Linked DNA regions of Homo sapiens: region 1 is linked to region 2. The links are chromatin contacts, found by Hi-C in ENCODE. All regions are on one chromosome and are shown on one strand. Each heading gives the region's core, a stretch centred on a gene start or an enhancer-like site at or near the end of the contact. The rest is flanking DNA. Distances are from core to core; before and after follow the strand shown. Region 1 has its middle 22 kb from the start of SLC26A4. Region 2 has its middle 5.0 kb from the start of LAMB4.

What was found. Hi-C counts contacts between places; a loop is a spot of excess contacts on that map. Pooled maps may share reads with other maps.
Region 1: a pooled map shows a loop between it and region 2 (10-fold over the local background). The contact joins two enhancer-like sites. A Hi-C loop is called at or near these places in 4 of 37 single-sample maps with no recorded cell type and 4 of 50 pooled maps.

What each region holds. Positions count from the first base shown.
Region 1 is chr7:107,636,535-107,641,775 of GRCh38, forward strand. No RefSeq gene overlaps it. Among named protein-coding and RNA genes, the nearest start is that of SLC26A4, 22 kb to the right of the region's middle. RefSeq lists an enhancer at 2,034-2,183. Within about 2 kb of position 2,222, at least 3 of the 41 ENCODE cell types and tissues checked have a DNase peak (open chromatin) inside an H3K27ac peak, as active enhancers do.
Region 2 is chr7:108,132,595-108,138,179 of GRCh38, forward strand. No RefSeq gene overlaps it. Among named protein-coding and RNA genes, the nearest start is that of LAMB4, 5.0 kb to the left of the region's middle. Within about 2 kb of position 3,202, at least 4 of the 41 ENCODE cell types and tissues checked have a DNase peak (open chromatin) inside an H3K27ac peak, as active enhancers do.

The DNA.
Region 1 (5,241 bases), core at 972-3,471, 500 kb before region 2:
CAAATCACTTACAATCCAGGTGTAAGATAGATTGGCAAACTAAATAGAAAAGAAGACAGTCATTGGGTGGAAAACAGTGACCAAGTTTACCTCAGTCAATCTGTTTATTAAAAGAACTCATAGGCCAGGCAAGGTAGCTCACTTCTGTAATCCCAGCACTTTGGGAGGCCGAGGCGGCGGATCACAAGGTCGGGAGATCGAGACTATCCTGGTTAACACGGTGAAACCCTGTCTCTACTAAAAATACAAAAAAATTAGCCAGGTGTGGTGGTAGACGCCTGTAGTCCCAGCTACTTGGGAGGCTGAGGCAGGAGAATGGCGTAAACCCGGGAGGCAGAGTTTGCAGTGAGCTGAGATCCAGCCAGTGCACCCCAGCCTGGGTGACTGAGCGACACTCCGTCTCAAAAAAAAAAAAAAAAAAAACAGAACTCATACTGCTGAGCATGGTTGCATATGCCTGTAATCCCAGCTACACAAGAGGCTGAAGTAGAAGGATCACTTGAACCCAGGAGATTAGCCTGGGCAACATAGCAAGACCCCATCTCAAAAATATAAATATGTAAAAATAAATAAAAGGACTTGTACTTTTTAATAAGCACTCACCATGTGCTAGGTTCTGATTGCTTTATCTACTTCTATGCCATAAACTTTTTTCAAATTTATTTTGCATATTTTTAGATGCCTGCTATACACTGATCCTTGTGATAAGAGCAGCCAAGGTTCCTTGAGCACTCACCATGTGCTAGGGTCTAATTGCATTATGAACTGTTTGTCATTTAAATATTGCAGCAAGCCCATGAAGCAAGTAGTAATATTACCCCCAATTTTCAGATAAGAAAAATGAGGCATAGAGAATGTGAAAATAAATAAAATTTAAAAGCTCTTGGAACCCCAGAGAACACATTAAGTCTTGAGAGATGTGACTGTGATCTCAGCCATGGAGCATGGAGTTGTAATTTCTGCTCCTTAGATTATAGATTAACTCTCTTCTTCAGTGTTCTTCTTCTGTAAATTATGAGGAGAGACAAGAGACCAGACCTCCTTCTAATCACTGATCTTTGTGATAGATTAACTGCCTCCTTTTTTGTACCTGTATTAGTCTGTTTTCACCCATTATAAAGAATTGCCCAAGACTGGGTAATTTATAAAGAAAAGAGGTTTAATTGACTCACAGTTCCACATGGCTGGGGAGGCCTCAGGAAACTTATAATCATGGTAGAAGAGAAGCAGGCACATCTTACATGGTGGCAGACGAGAGAGAGAGAGAGAGAGAGAGTGTATGAAAGGGAAAGAGCCCCTTATAAAACCATCAGATCTCATGAGAACTCACTCACTATCACAAGAACATCATTGGGGAAACTGCCCCCATGATCCAATCACTTCCCACTAGTTTCCTCCCTTGATACATGGGGATTATGGGGATTATAATTCACTATGAGATTTGGGTGGGGACACAGAACCAAACCCTATCAGTACCTAACTCAGTTAAGGTAGCACTAATTACCTCCCAAATTTTATATCTTCAGTGTGGAATGTTAAATAGACCTTTCCTGAAAAGAAAAATATTACCTTGTCTAATTGGATTACTGTAACTATACATTCAGCCATATACAGAAAAATATTGAAATTCTGTTAAGCTTTCTAAACCTTATCTATGTTAAGTGACCTCAAACTTCTACACTTCAAAGTGCTGACTTCCATTCTTTGGAATCTGTCTCCCAGGCCATCTTCAAACTTTGTACTTGAATAAACTCTCTTCAAAATTCAAAATAAACTCTCTTCAAGTCAAACTAGATTCTGACGCTTATTTCAAGTTGACATTTTGGCAACCATGAAAGGACCTAAAGCAAGCCTCTGTTGATTCCCCACTGCATTGCCCACAGTTAGGATCCTGGTACCAGCATGAACAGTTTTCATTCACTTGGCTTCACTGGAGCCAGCAGAGGGTCTCCGGTGAAGACCCTCTCAGGTTTTGAATCTCCCTGATTTGGGTTGAGAATCAGACTTTACTCAAGTGACCCAATTCCACACTTGATGGAGCTGGAATTGAAGCTCTACTTTAAGGTAAGAGTTTTTGTCTGTTCTCTAGATATTCTTCTGTTCACAGATTTGTGGTTTTCACTTTTCTCTAAGGTTAAGTGTTATTTGTAACTGCTCATTAACATTTGTACAGCTTTTTCTCTCATTTGAATTTTGGTCAGGGAAAGAAAGTTTCTCTCTCTGAAAAGAGGAAGTGAATGTGGCTTAAGCAAAATTTGCATAAAAGAAAAAAACCTGGCTAAACTCTGAAGCTTGGTTCATTTGACATATCTAAAGTTGTTTTGTTTGTTTCTGAGTGACCAAAAAGAAAAACTTTCTATGAGGATGGCCAGGTGCGGTGGCTCATGCCTGTAAACCCAGCTCTTTTGGAGCCCTAGGCAGGCAGATCACTTGAGGCCAGGCATTCAAGAACAGCCTGGTCAACATGATGAAACTCTGTCTTTACCAAAAAATACAAAATATTAGCCGGGTGTGGTGACATGTGCCTGTAATCCCAGCTACTCAAGAGGCTGAGGCAGGAGAATCACTTGAATTTGGGAAACAGAGGTTGCAGTGAGCCAAGATCATACCATTGCACTCCAGCCTGGGTGACAAAGTGAGACTCCGCCAAAAAAAAAAAAAAAAAAAAGAAAGAAAGAAAGAAAGAAGGAAGGAAGGAAAAAAAAGAAAAGAAAAGAAAGAAAGAGAGAAAGAAAGAAAGAAGGAAAGAAAGAAAGAAAGAAAGAGAAAGAAAGAAAAAGAAAGAAAGAGAGAAAAGCTTTCTATGAGGATGAAGATAAGTACCAAAGATAAGGGACACTGTTTCTCCTGGCCAAAAGGCATCTTAGGCTAATAAGGTCTTGCGGGAGTGTCTGAACTCATTACTCTTAACATGCAATAGTACTGTAGGGAGTTCTCAAAGAAGAACACACAGGAAATCTTGCTTAACCTGGTGGGCACATATGAAGGGCTGATCTTCTAGTGCCTTAAGTGCCCAGGATTCCTGGCTTTCACCAAGACAGGGAAGAAGAGAGAAGTGATTCACTGGTGTCACCTCAAGGAATAATCCCCATTAAGCAACATACCAGATCAAAAACATCTTTCCCATTTCATCTTTGATCACTTAAAAAGAGAATCCAAATTATGGGCAATCATCCATCTAAAACTGAGTCTTCCTTTTTAAGGAGAGATCCACCTTTAGAAATTCCAGCTGGATTCCTGTATAATATTGTGGTGCAACCTCCAGTCAATATCTAGAAAAGTTGTCTTTCTTAACCCATGAAGACCCCAAACAACAATGACCAAAGTGGGCTATCTTTGAAATACCTAAATTAGCTTATTTATGTGCACAATTAGAAAAAGCTATTTCTAAAATTAAAGAAAATAATTGGGAGAGTTACTTCTAACAGTACTTAGAAGCATCTGAAAAGCGCTCTGACAAAGTTCTTCCTCTACAGGAAGAAAATTAAAAGCCCTCTAAAACCATTTCTAAATTAAAAAAAAAAAAAACTGCCAAATCTTTTACTCCTCCTTCTGCTTCCCCAACTCTTTATTCCCCATCTCTTCCTCATCTGAACGACACTGCCCAGCCTTTCCTTCTTTTCCTCCCCTTCCCCTTCTTCCCACTCCTGTTGTTTTAGCTACATTTTGTGAATGGCTGGTATCTGGTAGAGGAGAACCTGCCTTAACTTATCAACTATGATCAAAGGTAGACATTAAAGGCATAATTAAGGAATTTCCTCATCCCCACCAAGACCCTATTGGTTTTGTCAGGAAATTTGAACTAAATATTCAAGTTTACAACCCTGATTTTTCCAATTTGTATTAAGTAGTTCACATGTTAGTATCAGAAAGTAAAGCTAAAGATTGGAAGAGCTAAGGCAAATTGGAGGAACCACTTGAAGGACTTTCATACATTTTCAGAAGACCACAAATGTGACCATGAGGTTTCAAAGGCTTTGCTCAAGCCACCCCTTCATTTGACCTTCCAAAGAATGGTCGACTGGAATAAAATACAACAATGTCAACAAAATTCAGATGAGTCAGAAATGACATATTTTGAGAGATTCGAAAAAATATTTAAACCATATTCAGGATTATCCAAAGAGAGTTAGGCTAATCATCAAAATGATACTCTCCTCAATTTCAATTTCATAAGTGGGTTACTTAGATGAAGAATTAGGACTAACAGTAAAAGGACAACACCATAGTTGGACAATTGCTCACATTCATGATTTGGTTAATTTTGCTGATCAATTATGTCATGCCTTAACTAAAGAAGAGAAAAAGAAGCCAAAGAAAAGAATAAGGCTAATAAGATTATGAATTTATAACTAAAACAATTATCTACCCAGTCTGAACCTCCAAAACATACCCCAAAAACCTCAGAATGAATTTAACCCTCTGCTTTGTCATTATTGCAAAAACACCCTGGTCACTTTAGGAAAGATTGCTGAAAACTAAAATGGAGGCAACAACAACAGGCAAAGGAAAAAAAGAAAAGGGGGGGTGCTCCAAGGAACTTAAAGAGACCTTGCCTTTCCTCCATATTTATATTTTGGGAGAAATAGAAAGTATCTGAAATGGAGAACAAACATAAGCTCTTATTGACACTGAGCTGCATTATCTGTAGTAAATCCCACCTTATTACAAGGTCCCATTCCTTAAAGTAAACCATTTAAATGGTGGGTGTCACTGATATTCCTGTATTGGCACATAAATCTTAGCCTATAGCTTTTCAAGTAGGTCCTTTACAAGAGACTTGTATTTTTCTCTTCGTTCTCTAAGCCACTATCCATTTGATAGGAAGAAATTTCTTAGAACTATATAACACCCATATTTGTTTTTCCCAAAAGGGTAAAATATTTTTAGAATTAGAAGACAAAGTTGAATTACTAGACACCATGAATTTTTCAGAATCTGATCCTTTTAAATTCACAAGCTGCAATTTATATTGCCATAGAGGACACCGAATTATTGATTGATAAACGAATACAAAAATTGTTAAAGGCAATACCTGATTAGTTGTGGTCAGTCTTTCATTGATACTGGAAAAATTATCTTGACTTCCCCAATCAAAATTTAAATAAACTCATCAAAACCTCTTCCAAACCTTAAACAGTATTCTTTAAAGCCAAAGGCTTTAGAAGGAATACAACCTATAGTTCTAGACTATATAAAAAGAGGTCTGATTATTCCCTGTAGAAGCCTGTGTAACACTCC
Region 2 (5,585 bases), core at 1,952-4,451:
CTTGCCCGTCATTCCCGCGCGGTGGCCCACCTAACTGCAGGGCTGAGGAGGTTGTTCCTAAAAAGACTTGCCCACAGTCGGGATTCCATGAGGGCTAAGGAGTCTTCACTGGGCACAGCGAGGCTTGCAAGTCCTGACAGGAAGTGTGGAGGATTACTCAGTCACAGAAAACCTTGAAACAGCTAATCAGCCTTTAATTAGATTCAGTGAACCTGAATGAAGCTAAGATCCCAGGGCTTGAGGCAGCTGACGTACTCTGCCAAAGCTCTGAAAGGACAGAAGGGAGCGGACTGCCTACAACGCCCTCAGGCAGCGAGGAAGTGGCAAAACCCTCCCTGACAGAACCCTTGTCAACCCCCTTTGTATTGTCTCAGAGTGACCCCAGACAGAGGGCTCATTGGCACCTGGAGAGAACCCCAATGGACTTACCATTTGGCTTCTCTTATAACCAACTCTCCCAGTTCTTCCCCTAACAGGAAGACCCATCCAGCCTGCAGTGGCCTGGGCCTGAGGTTATCCTGGCATCTTCCACCTCAGAATCTGCCTTGGCGTGCTCTAATTACAGAGACTGAGGTAGATGGAGCTCGCAGGGCATTTAGGAGAGAGGAGGAGAGGAGACTCAGGTCCATTGATTGTTCTTATAATCCCTGCAACAATCTAAAAATACATTGCAACATTTATAGGTAAGTGTTAAAATGTACCAAATTTTACAGTTGTTGATAAATGTGTAAAAGCTGTGTCATTTCTTTCTTTCTTTCTTTTTCTTTGAGATGGAGTCCCACTCTGTCGCCCAGGCTGGAGTGCAGTGGCGCGATCCCGGCTCACTGCAAGCTCCGCCTCCCAGGTTCACGCCATTCTCCTGCCCCAGCCTCCCGAGTAGCTGGAACTACAGGCACACGCTACCATGCCCGGCTAATTTTTTTGTATTTTTTTAGTAGAAACGGGGTTTCACCGTGTTAGCCAGGATGGTCTTGATCTCCTGACCTCGTGATCTGCCTGCCTCGGCCTCCCGAAGTGCTGGGATTACAGGCGTGAGCCAGCGCGCCCGGCCAAAAGCTGTGTCATTTCTAAGCAAAAATTAACCAGTCTTACAGTGTGAGACCCAGCTAGGACTTTAGAGATAATTATAGTTCTCTTTGTCCTTGAGAAAAAATGAAAATCTAGAGAGTTAAATGACTCAGCTAAAGCCACACATTAGTCCACGGCCACCTCACTGTAACAGCCCACAGTGGACGCCATGTTTCTTTTGTTGTTTGGCGTGGTAGCTTTGTGGCATAGTCACACTAGCACTCTTGAAGATTTCAGTGAATCTGGGGGAATGGGAATGTTTTGTAAGAGAATAAGTTGTACTAAATAATTTAATCCCCTCATCAACCTGTGAGGTAGACACTAAATTATTCTCATTTTATAAATGAGGAAACTGAGGCACAAAGAAGTTAAGTAACTTGCCTATCATCACACAGATATCAACATTTCTTTTAATTCCCCCGAGATGAACTGAAATAGCAAGAAAGCAGGGGAAGTAGAGTAGTAAAGATCAGGTTGTTGGGGGCCAGTCTCAGGTATCAAATGGCAGAACCAATCCTCCCAGGGACCTTCCCTTCCATCACGCTGAACTGTGCCAGGAAAAATTGTGAAAATCTTTGAAATGAACAAAAATATTACTTGGTATCTTATGTAGTATATCTTTCCTGTTTATTTCTGTGTTTGAGCTACTTTACAACTCTGTACTCTTAGAATACTGATAGTAGTACAAACGACTCTTGTCCATGGAAATGCCAGTCGTGTCCTGTAGAGATGCAGTTCATTATTGCCATATAGATATTGATAGATACAGATACCAGCCAATTGATTTCAGCATTTCTGATGGCCTATACATGTGTGTTTTTTAAAAACTTCTCCTTTGAACTGGTCATAACATTCTCTTGTTTCTCTCATTAATGAACAAATTGAATAGAATCTTTGGTATATATTTGCTTTATATTTGTATAAGAGTCATGATTTTGCCTTTAAAAATATTAACCCTTAACATCTGCTTGGCATTCCTAAGTGTGCCTGTGTGGTGTATGTGGTTTCTCCTGCATGGAATGTTTTGCCTACTTTATCTAGATCAAGGATCAGCACTCTACAACCCACAGGTCCATGCTGGCCACTGCCTGCTTTTATGGGGCCTGCAAACTAAGAACGGCTTTTACATTTTTAGATATTAAGAAAAATTTTAAAAAATAGTATTTTGTGACATATAGCAATGATATGAAATACAAATTTTTGCACTCACAAATAGTTTAATTAGAACTGTCCAATTGATTATCTACATATTGTCTACAGCTGCCTTGTTTATGCTACAATGGCAGAGTTGAGTAGTTGTGAGAGACCATACCACCTGCAAAGCCAAAAACTCCTACTAGCTGACACTTTACAGAAAAATTTGTTAAGCAATGATCTACTTCATGCTGCTAGAGTCTCAGTATCACCTCCAGGTCATTTTCTCTACTCCTCCATTCTGGGCTGTGTTTCCATTTCCTGATGCATGTAATCCCCCGTGTGTGTGTCTACTTTAGCAGTTGCCATCCCTGCTGTGTGGCTGACTCTCTCCTTATACCTCCACATCTAGTCTGTAAAGCCTTCAAGGACATGGGTTTTGTCTTATTTACCCTTCCATCCCCAATGCCTAAGATAGTGACTGGCACGTAATTTGCACTCAAAATTTGTTGAATAAATGCTTCTTATCCTGTACTGGGTAACAAGGGCATTTGCATAGCATGGTATTCCGAACAAGTATTTAACAACTGGCTAGCTATCAACCTTATTTTTAAGATAAGATGACAGAAATCAGTTTTTATCTTAATCCCCAGAAATGAAATGATACAGCAAGGAAGTGTTCGGGTAGAGGCAGTGAAGACAAGCTTGCTGGGGCTTGGCAAGAGTGGCTGTGCTCTGAGAAGGTGGAATGTGCCTGGATGAGAGCACATGTTTAAAACATCTTAAGGAGACTGCCCAGTTCTAACCAGTGTCCAACCTGGGCAGAGATCGGAACAGCTTCTGGGAGTAGCTTTCTCATTGTTTTTCACCTGCCTACTTATCTGTGGGTTTCAGAGTCCCTTCTGCTTGTCTTTCCATCTCCATTAATTCTTTGGTTTTTCTGCTTTGCCCTTCTTGTCATGTCAAGAAACTTTCACCTTGGTCTTGTGGCTTCCTGTATCACTCAGTGTGTCTTACCCAAGCACGTCTCCGGAGGCCAGTTCTGCTTTCTCAGGCAGCTCTTTGTGCTGCTCCAAATTTTCACTTCCGGAAGGTATCATTGGTGAGGAAAGCCAAGGGGTCACGTCACATTCAGTAATCAATATGGGATTTAGGTGATTAAAATAGCTTAGAGAATGAAAATATGGTTAGGAACAAGATTTTCAGAAAACTCTAAGCACTCTTTCAGAACTAAGCATTGTACGATTACAACTGCTCCCCAAATTGGCATCAGTTCTTTTCTGAATCTGTTGATTCTCTTCCTCAGTCTTCAGGTGTGCTTCTCTGCCTTGTCCTGCTACAGGATTTGTCATCACTTGGATGATCTAGGAATTCAGGTCCCAGACTTGAAATCATGTGGAGTCTTATATCTCCTCCGCCTACCATAGGCCTAAGCACAAATGTCAGTTCCTCAAAGGCAGTGACCTTCTGTTTCCTTTGCAACCCTCCCACATCTGGCATATTATAGAAGCTACAGGAGGTATTGGCATTGATAAGATCATATTTCCATTTCCCACATGTTATGGGTTGAATTGTGTACTGTACCCCTCCCTCTAAATTCATATGTGGAAGTCCTAATTCCTAGTACCTCAGAGTGTGAACTTATCTAAGAAGGGGGTCATTGTAGATGTAATTAAAGTTAAGATGAGGTCATACTGGAGTGGGGTGGGCCCCTAATCCAATATGACTCGTATCCCCTTTCACATACAAAAAGGGAAATTTGGAAATACAGAGACGTGTATATAAGAAAAACACCACGTGAAGACTAGAGTTCTGCTGCCACAAGCCCAGGAACCAGAAGCTAGGAGAGAGGCCTGGAACAGCTCTTTTTCCAGCACCTTCAGAGGAAGCATGGCCCTGCTGGCACCTTGATCTTGGACTTCTAGCCTCCAAAACTGTGAGAAGATAAAATTCTATTTTTTTTTTTTTTTTTTATTGAGACAGTCTTGCTCTGTTGCCCAGGCTGGAGTGCAGTGCCATGATCTCGACTCACTGTAACCTCCGCCACCTGAGTTCAAGAAATTCTCCTGCCTCAGCCTCTCGAGTAGCTGGGACTACCAGCGTGCGCCACCAGGCCCGGCTAATTTTTTTGTATTTTTAGTAGAGACGGTTTTGCCACATTGGCCGGGCTGGTCTTGAACTCCTGACCTCAGGTGATCCACCTGCCTCAGCCTCCCAAAGTGCTGGGATTACAGGCGTGAGCCACCGTGCCTGGGAAAGTTCTATTGTTTAAACTACTCGGTTCATGGTACTTTGTTACAGAAGTCCTTGCACCCATCTTTCTTCTTCCTAACCCCAGTACTGGGATTGTGGGTCTGTTATCACTTAGAAGCCATTGCCATTTGAGTTTGTTGAACTTTTGCTTTTCCAAACTAAATGTTTCCCCTTGTATTAGTTCCCTCTTGCTGCTGTAACAAAACTACCGCAAACTTGGTGACTGAAAACAACACAAATTTATTATCTTACAGTTAAGAAGTCAGAAGTTTGGAATCAGTCTCACTAAGCTAAAGCCAAGGGTTGGCAGGTCTGGTTCCTTCTGGAGGCTCTGAGGGGAGAATCCATTCTCTTGCCTTTTTCAGCTTCCAGAAGCTTCTGTGGCTCCTTCTTTGTGTCACACAAACCTCTTGCTTCCATTGTCATGTCTCTTGTTACTAAGGTGGATTCTCCTGCCTTCCTTTTACAGGGACCACTGTGACTTTATTGTGCCCACTAGGATCATCCAGGATATCCGTCTCTATATTCTTAATCACATTTTTGAAGTCACTATTGCCATGTCATATATTCACAGGTTCCAGGGATTAATTAGGCTATGCACATCTTGGTGGGGGGCATTATTCTTTCTGCTCTACCCTCTTTCCATCTATTTCCTTTCCAAATTTCATTCATTTTCCAGGGTCCTCTTCTAGGATTCCTCTATTTCAGCCCACAGTGGCATCTGTCTTTGTAATTATAGTCTATAGACCACCACAGGGCTTGGTCCTAGATCTCTAATTGTTGGGTATGAAGTCACCTGGTCCGCCACATGCCCTGAAGGGAAGGTGCCTGAAGTGCAGAGATCATTGTTTTCATTCTTCCATCTCTCTTGAAATCTGTGACATTAGCTATGGGCCCAAAGATGTAAAAAATTGCTTGATGGAAGGATTTGCTTTTTTTTGGAGTAACTAGATGCAGAGGGGTAAATCTAGACCTCTAGATTTGCCCTCTCTTCCTCCTTTGTCCACGTGCTATGGAAGTAAGACTGAGCTTGGCTAAACAGAGTAGAGAGCCAAGATCCCTAGTCATTGTCTACCCATGAGCAAGCTCTCCTGAATACAACTGGTTAAGCGGTTAGGCATGACTTTCAT